Linked DNA regions of Homo sapiens: regions 1 and 2 are each linked to region 3. Evidence: chromatin contacts called from ENCODE Hi-C or POLR2A ChIA-PET data. All regions are on one chromosome and are shown on one strand. The core of a region is the stretch at or near the end of the contact, and the rest is flanking DNA. Distances in the headings are between cores, read along the strand shown. Region 1 holds the start of ATAD1 (ATPase family AAA domain containing 1). Region 2 overlaps LOC101929727 (a long non-coding RNA gene). Region 3 has its middle 200 kb from the start of PTEN.

Region 1 (3,824 bases), core at 690-3,189, 250 kb before region 3:
TGCAACAGTCACTTCTGAAGGATTTCCAAAAGGTTCCACATTTCTCCACTAGGAGCCATTCACTTCACAATAATTAGATTTAATTTAAACTTAACAACTAAATAATTGAAAGCCTTCATTTTGGAGGAAGAAACTTTGGCCTAGGGATGGTAAATGATTTAATTCATTCAATTTGCATTTACTGAACATCTATATATGACGCCCACTATATATTGGATATACAATAATTGTTAAGATATCACCACTTCATTCAAAGAACACACTGTCCGGCTATTATATTAATTATAAAGAAAGCAAAAGAAGCCAAAAAGGAGAAGGCACCTAACTGAAATCTCTCTTCATGGAACAAACCAAAGTGTGCTATCTTCCATCAGCATGGATTCCAAAAAAAACGGGTTACACAATATTTCACTTCTCATAGGAAGTAAAAAACTGACTTTTCTAGTCTTTATTCCACAAAGTTGAAAATGCAGTTGAAACGTGTTATATCACTACGTGGGGTATACTCACAGAGGAAAATAATTTAGACAAGATAAGGGTTTTATTAACCTAATCTGTGAAAAGCGGTGGCATTCCAGTAAAACGTTTTCGTTTTAGAGTTGGTAGTGATAAAACTACCAACCAAGTCATCTACTGGATATTCATTGAACTACATGAACAAATTAGGGCTGTTATGAACACATCCCAGTCATCAAGATAGTAACAACTTTTAATCCCATAAAAGGTCAACACACAAAACCCGTTTATATCCTTCCCAATTCTGAAATTTTTAATGTAATAAAGACTTAGGTCTACTAAGGCCACTTGTAAAATAGTAGTCTACCTTTTTAAATTACTTCAAAATCCTTCAATGAAACTGAAACTTGTTTTGTAGACTGTAACTATATATACTTTATTGTACACTCATGTATCATTCATTTGGTATTGATATACCTAAAATGTAAGGCTGTTACAGCAGCAATACCATCACCAGCGAACATACAATAAAAGCTGCATGCGCATACAACAGCAGGGAGCGTATTTCAATCCTGTATAAACATTAGGTTCAACAAAATGAATACACAAATATGTACATATACGATGATAGTGCTGTATGCAACTAAGAAACATCCTAAAACACTATAACCTAGAGTTATTTGTTAGGCAAATATGGTATCAGGTCGTTTCATTTTAAGTTCTCCATTTCCGAGTGGAAAACCGTGAAATCGTACTACCTCATCTATGAGCAATTTATTGACATGTATAGCATTCATAGCATAGCATTCACTGTAGTATTTCTCTCCTAATTCATTGCAGTATTTCACAAATCGTTTCTCAAACTCAAAAGTCCCAGTTTTGCAGGCATAAAGGCCCTACGAATACAGCCTATGACAATGAAGGCCTGCCAATCTTCACAAAGAGGGCAGGTTATTATTAACATCACCATCTTTTGTGAAAGCGTGCCCGGCCCTGAAGAACCACCTTCGATTTTGCACAAGGTGGTGGCCGCGCCTGTGCGACAATCAGACCTGGTTCATTCCAGCCGCCTTCGTCTAGGTTCGCCTGGTTCTGAAGTCTTCCGGGACGACCTCAAACCCCCACAGTGACCAGGATGCCGACAAAGATTCCCTCGGGAATGGCACGAGTCTTGGGGAAGAGCTAAGCAGACCCTAAGGGCCCAGGCCGGGCCGGACGCCAAGGCGAGGCCCGGGACGCCCTTGGAGGTTAATCCTCTAGATACTAAGGGCTGCGGGGCGCTTGGGGGCGGCACTGAGGTAGGGCGTGGGAGAAGACCGGGGTGACCTTTCCTCCGGGGGTTCCCAGGTCCGAGACGGTCCTTAAAGGACCTCAGAAGGATACGACAACCATCCCATGAGGCCCCACGGGAACCAGCTACTCACCCAGGGGCAGAAACAGCAAGAGCAAGTGCCCTCAGCCGGCCTCACACAGGAAGGAAACGCAACCTGGGAGAGAACGCTTCCGGCGGGAGGCGCGGCGCACTCCCTCCCACGGAGCATGCGCGACCCGCGGTCGCCGGCGCGGAGGGGGCGTGCTCCCAGGCTTAGAAACAGTGAGGGAGAGCAAATTCGCGCACCTGATGTCTGCTTAAGCTACCTGCTAGACTGAGACTTTCTGCGAAGCCGGCGTGTCTGCGAGCAGCACTCGCTAAGGCTCTGCGTTTAACAGACACTACCTTTGGGAAGGCGCTTATCACAAAAAGTCCCTGCCCTTCTCGCGGGCTCGGGGCGCAACCCTGACAAATCGGGCAGCCTTCTTGAGAGTGCAGAAATGCTCTGCGTACCCAGCAAATACATTCTCTCCTTCCCACCACTCTGTGCAAACCCTCACGCCGCGGCTTTGTGTCTGTACTTTAGCCAAAACGCAGAAGCTTATGGCCACCCTCCACTCCTCACCCCTCATCCCTCACCACCTGCCTTTCAATTCTCGGGTGAGCTCACCCTTCTCCCCCATCTCTGTGCTGACAAACACCTCGGGGTGGCGCCTGACAATCTTTCCGCGAAAAGATTTAGCAGCCCACGCCACCAGACTCGGTAGTTAGGACGGAATAGGGCATCTGGTAACAGATTTTGCATTTTGGTGATTTCCCTTTTTCTTTCACCCCTTTTCCTTTCCAGAACGAGCGACGTGACACAAGAGGTCCCAAGGGAGCAAACCTGAAAGCCAGAGCCTCCTGAATACACAAACTGCCGGTGGGCCAGATGACATTAGACACTCCTGAGATACGAGAAGCATCACTTCCTTCAGACAGAGTCGGTGAGACTATGATGTAATGAGAGTTCTCCCTGTGTTCCTCAGGAAGGCAGCTTGTGCCTTTCTACTTGAGGCATCATCTTTGATGGCTAAAGAATTCTGCAGCTTGGCCAGCGCGGTGGCTTACGCCTGTAATCCCAACACTTTGGGAGGCCGAAGCGAGAGGATCACTTGAGGTCAGGAATTCGAGACCAGCCTGGACAACATAATGAGAAATCGTCTCTACAAAAAAAAAAAAAAAAAAAAAAAAAAAACCACCTAAAAATTAGCTGGATTTGGTGGCGCATGTCTGTAGTCCCAGCTACTTGGGAGGCTGAGGTGGGAGAATCGCTTGAGCGTGGGAGATCACGGCTGCAGTGATCAAGCCACTCCACTCCAGCCTGGGCGACAGAGCAAGCCCCTGTCTCAATAATAATAACAATTTTGCAGCCTGATTGTTAACGAATGTTACTAGTTACAAACTTGTAATAATGTGGTGAAGATAATACCTAGTTAATGTCTGCTGGGGTGGGGCAATAAGCTTCTATGTGCTTTACATGCATAACCTAAATATCTCCCCCAAAATCCTCTAAAATAGCTATCATTTTCTCCGTTTTTACAAATGAGCAAATTTTAAAGCTTAAACCTTAGAGAAACTTTTCTAAGTTCATATACTTGGGAAATAAAGGCAACAATTTCATTGGAACATAGGTCTGTCTAATTCATACCTTGTACTTTACGTTTTCTCTTTGAGATGGTAATTTAATACCAGCTAAACTTTAAAATCTAGTTGAAAGTAAGACCATGAAATGCCAAAATCACAAGGCTTTAAAGGATGGGATGAAAGGGATGCATGAATGTTGAAAACTATGATTAAGTTCATGGACAGGAATCAGAATGGAATTGAATACACCCGTGCCTGTTTAGTATTTAAGGCTTTATATACGTGCATGCCTACATTCCTAATTTAAAAAAAAAATGGATGTGAAGCTAGGTTTGGGATTACTAGACTATTTAGAGAGATAGACCTTTGAGAAGAACGGAAAGATTATGAGACGAGGACAATGTTCATTAAAAACAAACAACAACAACAA
Region 2 (4,291 bases), core at 1,655-4,154, 130 kb after region 3:
TGTACTCTTGGGTCTGAGTCCCAGGGAGTTCTCTCTCTTTTTAGTTTCTTTTTTTTCTGCATGTGTCTTTATCTATTAATTTTAATTAATTTTTTTCATTGACAAATAAAAATTATACATATTTATGGTGTATGATGTGATGTTTAATATAAGTTTACATTGTGGATTAATCAAATCAAGTCAATTAACCTAGAGAGTTCTACAGGATGAAATATACTTCTTGCTTAAGAAAAGGATGTTTTGATTTTTTCCCCTTTATTAAAGAAACCAAATGCAGGGATTAGAAGGCAAAGAGGTAAAACAGCTGAGCTATGCTCCTGGGGAGCCTGTGCTAGCTCCATTGTCAAGAGAGAATATGTTTTGGTTGCTTCTGTCATCAGAGAAGCTCAGTCGAAGCTACTCTCAATCTTCAAAATTAGCAGCAATGTAGTTATGTGTAGGAAAACATCCTAGACCAGGAAAGAGGAGCCCAGCTATTGCTGTGAGCCTTTGGGTGAAACACTATCTTGGGTCCAGTTTCCTCACTTGTGTGTAAAACGAGGTCTGAGATCTTGACTCTGGCTTCAATGTACTTTTGAGAACATGCCATCCCTTGATTTGTATACCTGTTGGCATTATCTACTGTGGCGTCTTCAGCTTGGGGTGCCCCATAGGCTCTTCTTCTATACCTTTGTCTCCAACTCATTATGATGAAAGAGTTTATTTAAACCACAGCACAGAGATATACACCCATGGGGTACCTAGGAGTAGCACAAGTACGTAAGGCACTTTCTCAACAAAAGAGACAGATTATCTTTATGTTCTTTGTCAGGGCAGCCCCTCTGAAACACTGTGCTTCCTATGCTGTGTTCCTTGTATTGTTTAAAGAAACATGCACCACGGGACCTTGCTGCCTGGATAACATGGACACCCCTACGGTGGATTTTAGTTTCTTCATCTGTAAAATAAGAGAATCCTATCTGCCTTGTAGGTATGAGAATCAAGTGAATTAATATTATGTAAATTATTTAGCACAGCACCTGGCACATGGGAAGTGCTTGCTAAATATCTAAGTACCCATGAAATGTTGGTAGATACACTACTTAAAAAAATAAATTAAAAGCCTTAAATAAAAGAAGTTTATTTGGAAAATCTGGGTTGATCAAAGTCAGACACATCTTTTTCTTTAGTATTTAGAATATTTAATGCCATCCCATGCGGGGGAATTTTGAAACTTCATCAGAGACTATGGAGGGCCTAGAGTATTGTTTGGAATTTTCCACACCTACTTGACTGTGGAGTTGCTTTTGTGGAACACCTAATATGGTCTCAGGGACCCTGAATGCGTTCATGGAACATAGTTTTGGGAACATGGCTCCAAGAACATGAAATCCTCTTGCTAATTTGTGCAACCTTCATCAAAAGTCTCTTCTGCTGGTTTGGTTCTCAGGGACTGCTTATCCAGAGGGATATCTGTCACTTTTGTGCTGTCTTCTACTTATACTTTTAGTATTTATAGGAAAGCTGCCATTTGTATTTACACTTTTACTTGAGTAACTACCTGCTAACTTTAAAGATTGAGAGTAGTTTAGGTGGTGGTACCCTGTTGAAGGAAGCAGTTTAAAATAAGTGTATATTGACATGGAGTTAGCATGGCTGGCTGCCTTGGTGAAAGAGCATGGACAACTAACCTACCTCCACTCATTCCTGACATCGAAGTATAGTGCTGGCTTTGTGAATAAGGAGAGGTGATCTTTGTGCTCCTGAGGTTAATGAGAGCCAGGAGCCTGGAAAATCTGGAAATTCTCCTTACACTCTTCACAGGACCTGCAAACAATCACATCTCTTACCTGTCACCCACAACTTAATGGTCAACAGGCCTCTAGAGAGCCGAGTCTGCAGGTGGAAAATGGGAACTGAGAAGAAGGGGAAAGGTGCAGCTAGACCCACAGAGCGAGTGTGTGCCTGCATGCCTTATTGACTCGCCCGAGAACTGTTTAGAGCTACGGGGATTAGATTAGGAATCAGAATCTCCCAGGATCAAGGACCTGGGTGGTCCTTTGGCTCCCCACAGAACAGAGTGCGAACACATTAGCCAAGCAGTCAGAACCTTCCCAAACGGGGTCAATTTCACTTCTCTCCCTCACATACCAATGAAACCTTCCTCTTCACTCATCTGGGACCACTATCCCCACCCCACCACCACCCTGTACATTTCTGCCTCTGAATCTTTGCTTGAATAACTTTGTTTCCATGTCTTCTGTCAAAATCATACGTATTTTTTAAGAGCAAACTCAAGAAATATCACATATGCTTCCCTGATCCTTCCTCCCATGCCTACCTAGTCTCCCTCCATCGGGACAGCCAGGTTCCCCTCTCCTATTTACTGTAGTTTCATATGCTGCATTTTGAGTTCATCTTGCTCCACTTTACATTATGAGTTTTGGGGTACACATGATCTCCACTCAGAAAATAATTTATTTGAGGGCAAGGACTGTGCTGTTTTTATCTATGTCCCTGGCCACATCTTAATGAGTTTGTGCTACAACAAAATTAGCTAAAACCAATTATTTAGACACACTGACCCACTACAATGTGGTTTTCTTAGTGTCAAAATTCGACATGCATGTGTCTATTAAGAGCTATTTATTTCGCATTGGTCATCACTACTCCTCTTGGCTAATTGTTTTGCAAGCACAGGTGATTTTTCTTATTTTTCTAAGCTTACTAAATATGAAATCACGTCTACATGCCTAATAATGGCATTCAAGACTCTCACCATCTGGGCTCAATATATCTTTTGGGCATGTGGAAATGGGGTGTAAACTCTCCAAATTCTCTTCAAAGAACAGCTGGGCCTAAAGCAGGATTTCTCAACCTCAGCCTGGTTGACACTTTGTGCTGGAGAAGGCTTTGTTGTGGAGGGGTGTACTCTGCATGACAGGATGTTTAGCAGCAACGCTGTCTCCACCCACCAGATGCAAGTAGCGTTCCTCACTGTCCCCCCTCATGCTGAGATTGTGATAGCCAAAAATGTCTCCAGATACTGTTAAATGTAGAGAGCAAAATTGCTCCTGGTTCAAAAGCACTGGTCTAGAGGTCTCCCATATTTTCCTCTGAGTCCTGGGACAAAGTGGCTCAAGCCTCCTTCTCTGATGACTCAGGTGATATCTCTCTCATCTTGGGCCAATCACAAATGAATATAGCCAGGGAGAGGCAAGTGCTTTCTGAAAAGCAAGAATAGGTCATGCTTTGTCATTCACTGGTAGAGTCAGAAGTAAGCCATAATACAAATGACTAAGAGTCAACCAAAGACAATCAGAAAGGTAATTAGACCAGTGATGTTCAAAGTCTTGTTTGTAAACCACATCTTCTGGAGAAATGATTAAAAATGGAAATTTTGCGGGTTATTATCTAGGTCTACTGTATTGAAATCTGGATTTTTAACAAACTCCCAAGGGGATTCTTATGCATCCAAGAGTATGAGAACCACTGTATTCAATAGCAATGCTTATTTACTTATCTTCAAAAATTGTTTATTTTGAAATAACCAGGGGCAGAATACTAAATAGTACAAAAAGAGGAACTAGGCTTTCATATAATAAAAAGTACTGTATCTTAACTTTGTTTTCTTTTTTAGCTTAAGTGCTTCCTAAAGACTAACACAATCCATATGTTCATGGAAAACAAAAATCCCCACCAGAATATGAGGTTGGTCAGGCATACTCGAGTGAGTCTGTCAAGCCCTAAGACCTGGTGGGTGTTGGATCCAAATTCCCTCTTCAACACAGTGTAAGCATCCAATGCATTCATCATCCCCTTTTCAAAATGCTTGGTCTGTGCGTCTTCTTTTTCCTGACCCTGAATGAGATATTTTTGAGACTTAAAAGGAAAAGTAAAAAGGAAAGCCAGCTTAGATAAGGTGCTCTTTGGCAAAAGAATAGGATAAAATGCATTGTAATTGCTTCTAAATTAGTTACCTTATCTGATTTGGGTCTGTCTTTTTATAAGCAAAGCTCAAAACACTTAACCCCTAGTTGTCCAGTTGTAGTGCAACTAAAGCCACTAAAGCTCTGAACCTAGTGAGTGGATAGACAATACTGCTTTTTGTGCAGAGAACATAATTTCACACCCCCCTCCTTTGCTACCCTCCATTGCCTGGCAACAATGCTGGGCACACCATGGGAGATCTGTAACTACTTGCTGAATGGAAGGAAGGGCTGAACAACCCTGTAGACCCTGTAGTTTGGGGTAAGAAGACATCTGGATGCTGACCTGTACACCAAGCTACATGAAGAATTTCCCCATAGTT
Region 3 (3,933 bases), core at 1,240-3,739:
TAGGGGGAGGTTGACCAGAAGATTTTTAAGGTCCTTTACAAATTTAATATTTTATGACAAGGAGATTCAAGATTTGTAGAGAGCACCTTCATTTTATATATAAACCCAAGTTAAAGTCTATATTTTATGCTAACTTTGCTAGATGCTCTAAAAGTACAGACCTCCCCTCCCCATCCCCCACCTCCTCACACAGAGTAAGTTATTTTGAATCCTTGTAAAATCTTATGGTGGATTTATGTGGGGTTGGTAGTCAGTTTTCAAACCTAGGTGCAGGGCGCATGGGCATCCGAGGGAATTTCAGGATCCTGAAGGACGTGGTTTGGGACGTAGTCACGTAATGAAAGAGCTGGTTGTTCTGTGTTCATGCTAGGGAATGTGGTTTGAGTGGCTGTGGGAACTTCAACTTTGTGACTTTCTGTGTAACTGAAATCTCAACCCCCAAGTGTGTCGCAGTGACTTCTCTGACACAGCACATGTAACTCAGCTCTCTCCTGATGTCTGTTTTTCTTGCTCTCAGGAGAAGAAATGGCCTAAACAATCTTCATTGGCCAGCAGTTGAAAAAATATTTGTTTTGGTTTTGTTGAGCACTTTCCCTGTTGAAACATGAACATTTTGAGGGGAGGGGAGATCCCCATTGTGTACGTTTGATTCATTTATCCTTAGCAAATCAATTGTTTCAAGTAGAGCCTTTATGTCCAAGAAGGCTATAGAAAGCTTTACTGCCCTTTTCCTTTCAAACAGGAAGTTGCATTTGGCCAAAAGTAAACAAATGTGAACCCGGGAAGGTTTGTTTAGTGTCTAATGCTGACTTCAGGACCTGAGAATGGAGTCTGTGCTTGGCAAAAATGCCTTCTCTGGGATCTGTCTGGGCCAAAATATTCTCTGCTTATGACCTGGCCTTTGTGCTCTGGTAAACATCCTCCTCTTACCAGCCCCCAGAAATTCACTGCCAAAGGCCACAGGCAGTTTTGCTTGCTTATCAGAAATATTCTAAAGGTGATGGCAACTTGGAAACATACTTTCAGCAGGACTTAGCTTTCTGGAGAGTGGCCACTGTGAAAATGGCCTGTAGCTTGGAAATCTCAGGGGGTGTGAATGTAATTTGACATTCTTTGTGCACAGGCATGGGCTAGCCCCTCTGGGTGAAGAAGCTTTCAGGAAAGTGACTGTTACTACTCAGCTAACAATGTAGTGCTGAGCACTTTGCAGGACCGAGCTCACGAAAGTCTCACACAAGTCCTAGGAGGAAGGTGCTATTATTATCTCCAGTATACAGATGAGAGAACTAAGGCTTGAGAAGGCCATGAAACTTGGCCCAAGCTCACACAACTAGTCAAGTGTCAGAGCCCTCAGCTCTCTCTGCCTTCTGATTTAGAGATTTTAATTAGTGCAAGTTCAATATCTAAACTCTAGGAAGTTGCTAAGTATTTGGGGTAGAACCACATGATTCAGGTGATGATCAGTGTATGACACTTTACTATGACAGGCCAAAGAATTGAGTAAGTAGCATTTAAAGTTTTTACTGAATGGGATTAATGTCTTGTTCCAGGAAGGATTGAAGGCAGCTGATATAAACTGGGCAATATGTGAGTAGGTAGAGATGGTGAGCTCCAGAGGAATTTGGGATGATTCTCAGAGGAGGGACTCTGGTTGGGCCTTGAAGGATGAGTGGGAATTAGGTAAGTAAAGAACATTTCAGATTTGGGGAATCAGAATCAACTCTCTTTTAGGAGGCTTGCATTTGAAGCTACTCCATGAAAATGTTCTAAGTACACACAGTGACCTTTCTTGGGCTATGCTCCTACACTTGCTGAGCTCTTATATTCTTGAGAGATGTTTTATCAGCCTAAGCATGCAAAGAAACATGTGACCTGTGAAGTAATCCTTCACCAAGAGCACGTGCCAAAGCTGGTCAATATTGGGCCAGAAATTCTCCCCATCCCACCCCACCCTGCCCTGTCATTAACCAATTCTCCCCACATCCTAGTGTCACTAGTCTTTTCATGGTTCTGAAAACATGTTATTGCTTAAGTGCATTTCTCTACCATACTTTACAGACATTATCACTAGTCCTCACAACTGCTCTAATAAGGTAAATGACATTAGGCCCATTTTACAGTGGAGGAAACTGAGACTGAGAGGTGTTAAGAACTTTGCCCAAGTCATACAACTTCTTGGTGGTGGAAGCAACTAATTCATGGAAGAAACAGATCTGATGCCAAAGCCCGTGTTCTCTCTACTCTACCACATACTCTCCTTAGAACCGAATGAAGACTCCCCAGGCAGTTTTTGCTAGTATTCTGGATTTGTTTAAAAATCCTCGTAAGATGTTAACAACTTTAAGTCCTGTGGTGGTATGGGGGACCTGAACACCTGGGTGCATTTTCTTTTATTTACTCTAACAGGGACACAGACCTCTGGCTTCTTTCATAGAAACCCCCCTTTTTGAAATGTCTCTGTTTTGTTCATTCAGGAGAACAGATCAGCATCTCTCATGCAAGGCCTGGCTCTGTGCCCATCTCACTTTTGCAATGAATTTAGCAACATCTGCTTTGCCCATTAAAGTGATTTTTCTCTTCCTGGCCCTGAGCCTGTATGCTTGCTGCAATTGATTACTAGCAATTTCCTTCCCAAACCAGAGAGTTCAGTGAACTCTAAATTGAATTGTTGCTCACTGGTCTCCTTTGGACCAATTGCATATGGCTTACGTGCAAAATGGTCAAGCCACTCAGTTCCCGAATCTATAGGCTGATGATTCTGGTTAAACGTGGGAGAGGACCTGATGAGTGACATTTCCCATTTTTGCACACAGTGGCCTAGGACTGTGGTCACTTCTGTGTTTCTCAATTTCAGGTGGGGGGAGGGGATGAAGCCACCTTGCTTACAGCAAGGCTGTTGAAGTACACACCCTCTTTCCTTTCAGTCATATTGCAGCACCAATGGCCTCAGATGTAGTTGCCTGGAAACCTTGTTTCAGAGACATCTGAGAAACATATATCTAGCTCCAGAAGTGGCTTAGAAAGACCTCAGGAAGATGCATATCACTGTACTCTTTTGAAGGCAGCAGTGGGTCCCTTTAAGTGGTTCAGGCAGCTTTTTAAGATAAAGCAACGCCCAAAGTGATGCTGAGCCTGTATACCTGGCCTGCTGCTCCATCTTGATTGGCGGATATCTAGTTATCCTTTGAGATGTAGTCTGAGTGTTACCTCTCAGGGAGTCTGCCCATGTCTCACTCAGCCCTGTATTCCCAATATCTAGCACAGTGAGTACATGTAGTGCACCCTCAGTGAAAGGACAAATGAGTGAAGGATGCTGCTCTTCTCGTGAGAAGATTTTAAACTGGTACTTTGCTCTGAGCTGTCCTTGAAGTGTCTCTCCTTCCCCACAGCCATGATAGCTTTACACAGGGACAGTGAGGAGTTGTTGGTTATTTAGAGAAGTGAAAGTCAGGAGTCTCCTCTGCCACATAGTCCTAAAAAAAAAAAACAACAAAAAACCCAAAACAAAGGAACTTATTACTGACCAAATTACTTCCATATATCAGGGAGGTTAATTTAAAGCTAGGAATCTATAAATAAGAAAAAGGTAGCATAAATGACTAACATCAAATAGTATTGACAATTGCTGGAAATCATTTGAGTCATTGCACATTCTGTCTCTTTGAGCAGACATTCCCCGTTTCCACCACAATTGCTGACTGCATACCTACCAGTATCAGCAGCCACTTCTGAAATGATTATCGCAGACGAGACTGCAAATATCCTATTCTTGCAGAACTCTGTCACAAACATCTTTAGCATCGAGCTTGGGGCTTTCTGCCTTTATTTCTGGAAGAGATCTCATTTATAGTATTACTATAGTGGAAAAAGATGAGAAAAAGCAGAGTATTCCGAAAAGCATGGCTCAGCTTGAAACTATGCGATCCATACCTC

What was found. A loop is a pair of places that touch in the nucleus more often than their neighbours do. ChIA-PET counts read pairs that join two places held with the same protein, here RNA polymerase II (POLR2A). Pooled maps may share reads with other maps.
Region 1: a loop to region 3 is called in a map of naive thymus-derived CD4-positive, alpha-beta T cell, with 4 times the contacts of the local background. The contact joins the promoter of ATAD1 here to the enhancer-like site in region 3. A Hi-C loop is called at or near these places in 1 of 168 maps with a recorded cell type or tissue (naive thymus-derived CD4-positive, alpha-beta T cell), 20 of 37 single-sample maps with no recorded cell type and 11 of 50 pooled maps. POLR2A ChIA-PET finds 5 or more read pairs at or near these places in 2 of 52 experiments (HEK293T and naive thymus-derived CD4-positive, alpha-beta T cell).
Region 2: a map of naive thymus-derived CD4-positive, alpha-beta T cell shows a loop between it and region 3 (2.4-fold over the local background). The contact joins two enhancer-like sites. A Hi-C loop is called at or near these places in 1 of 168 maps with a recorded cell type or tissue (naive thymus-derived CD4-positive, alpha-beta T cell), 6 of 37 single-sample maps with no recorded cell type and 9 of 50 pooled maps. POLR2A ChIA-PET finds 5 or more read pairs at or near these places in 2 of 52 experiments (T-cell and activated CD4-positive, alpha-beta T cell).

The regions. Positions count from the first base shown.
Region 1 is chr10:87,816,287-87,820,110 of GRCh38, forward strand. It overlaps ATAD1 (ATPase family AAA domain containing 1), which reads right to left and starts at 1,940. Exons shown (of 10, transcript NM_001321967.2): 1 at 1,881-1,940. It also overlaps the pseudogene CFL1P1. RefSeq lists a silencer at 2,038-2,087.
Region 2 is chr10:88,191,312-88,195,602 of GRCh38, forward strand. All of the region lies in intron 1 of LOC101929727 (a long non-coding RNA gene), which reads left to right. It also overlaps a transcript of RNLS not described here. Among named protein-coding and RNA genes, the nearest start is that of PTEN, 330 kb to the left of the region's middle. Within about 2 kb of position 2,905, at least 3 of the 41 ENCODE cell types and tissues checked have a DNase peak (open chromatin) inside an H3K27ac peak, as active enhancers do.
Region 3 is chr10:88,062,167-88,066,099 of GRCh38, forward strand. No RefSeq gene overlaps it. Among named protein-coding and RNA genes, the nearest start is that of PTEN, 200 kb to the left of the region's middle. RefSeq lists an enhancer at 256-315. Within about 2 kb of position 2,490, at least 15 of the 41 ENCODE cell types and tissues checked have a DNase peak (open chromatin) inside an H3K27ac peak, as active enhancers do.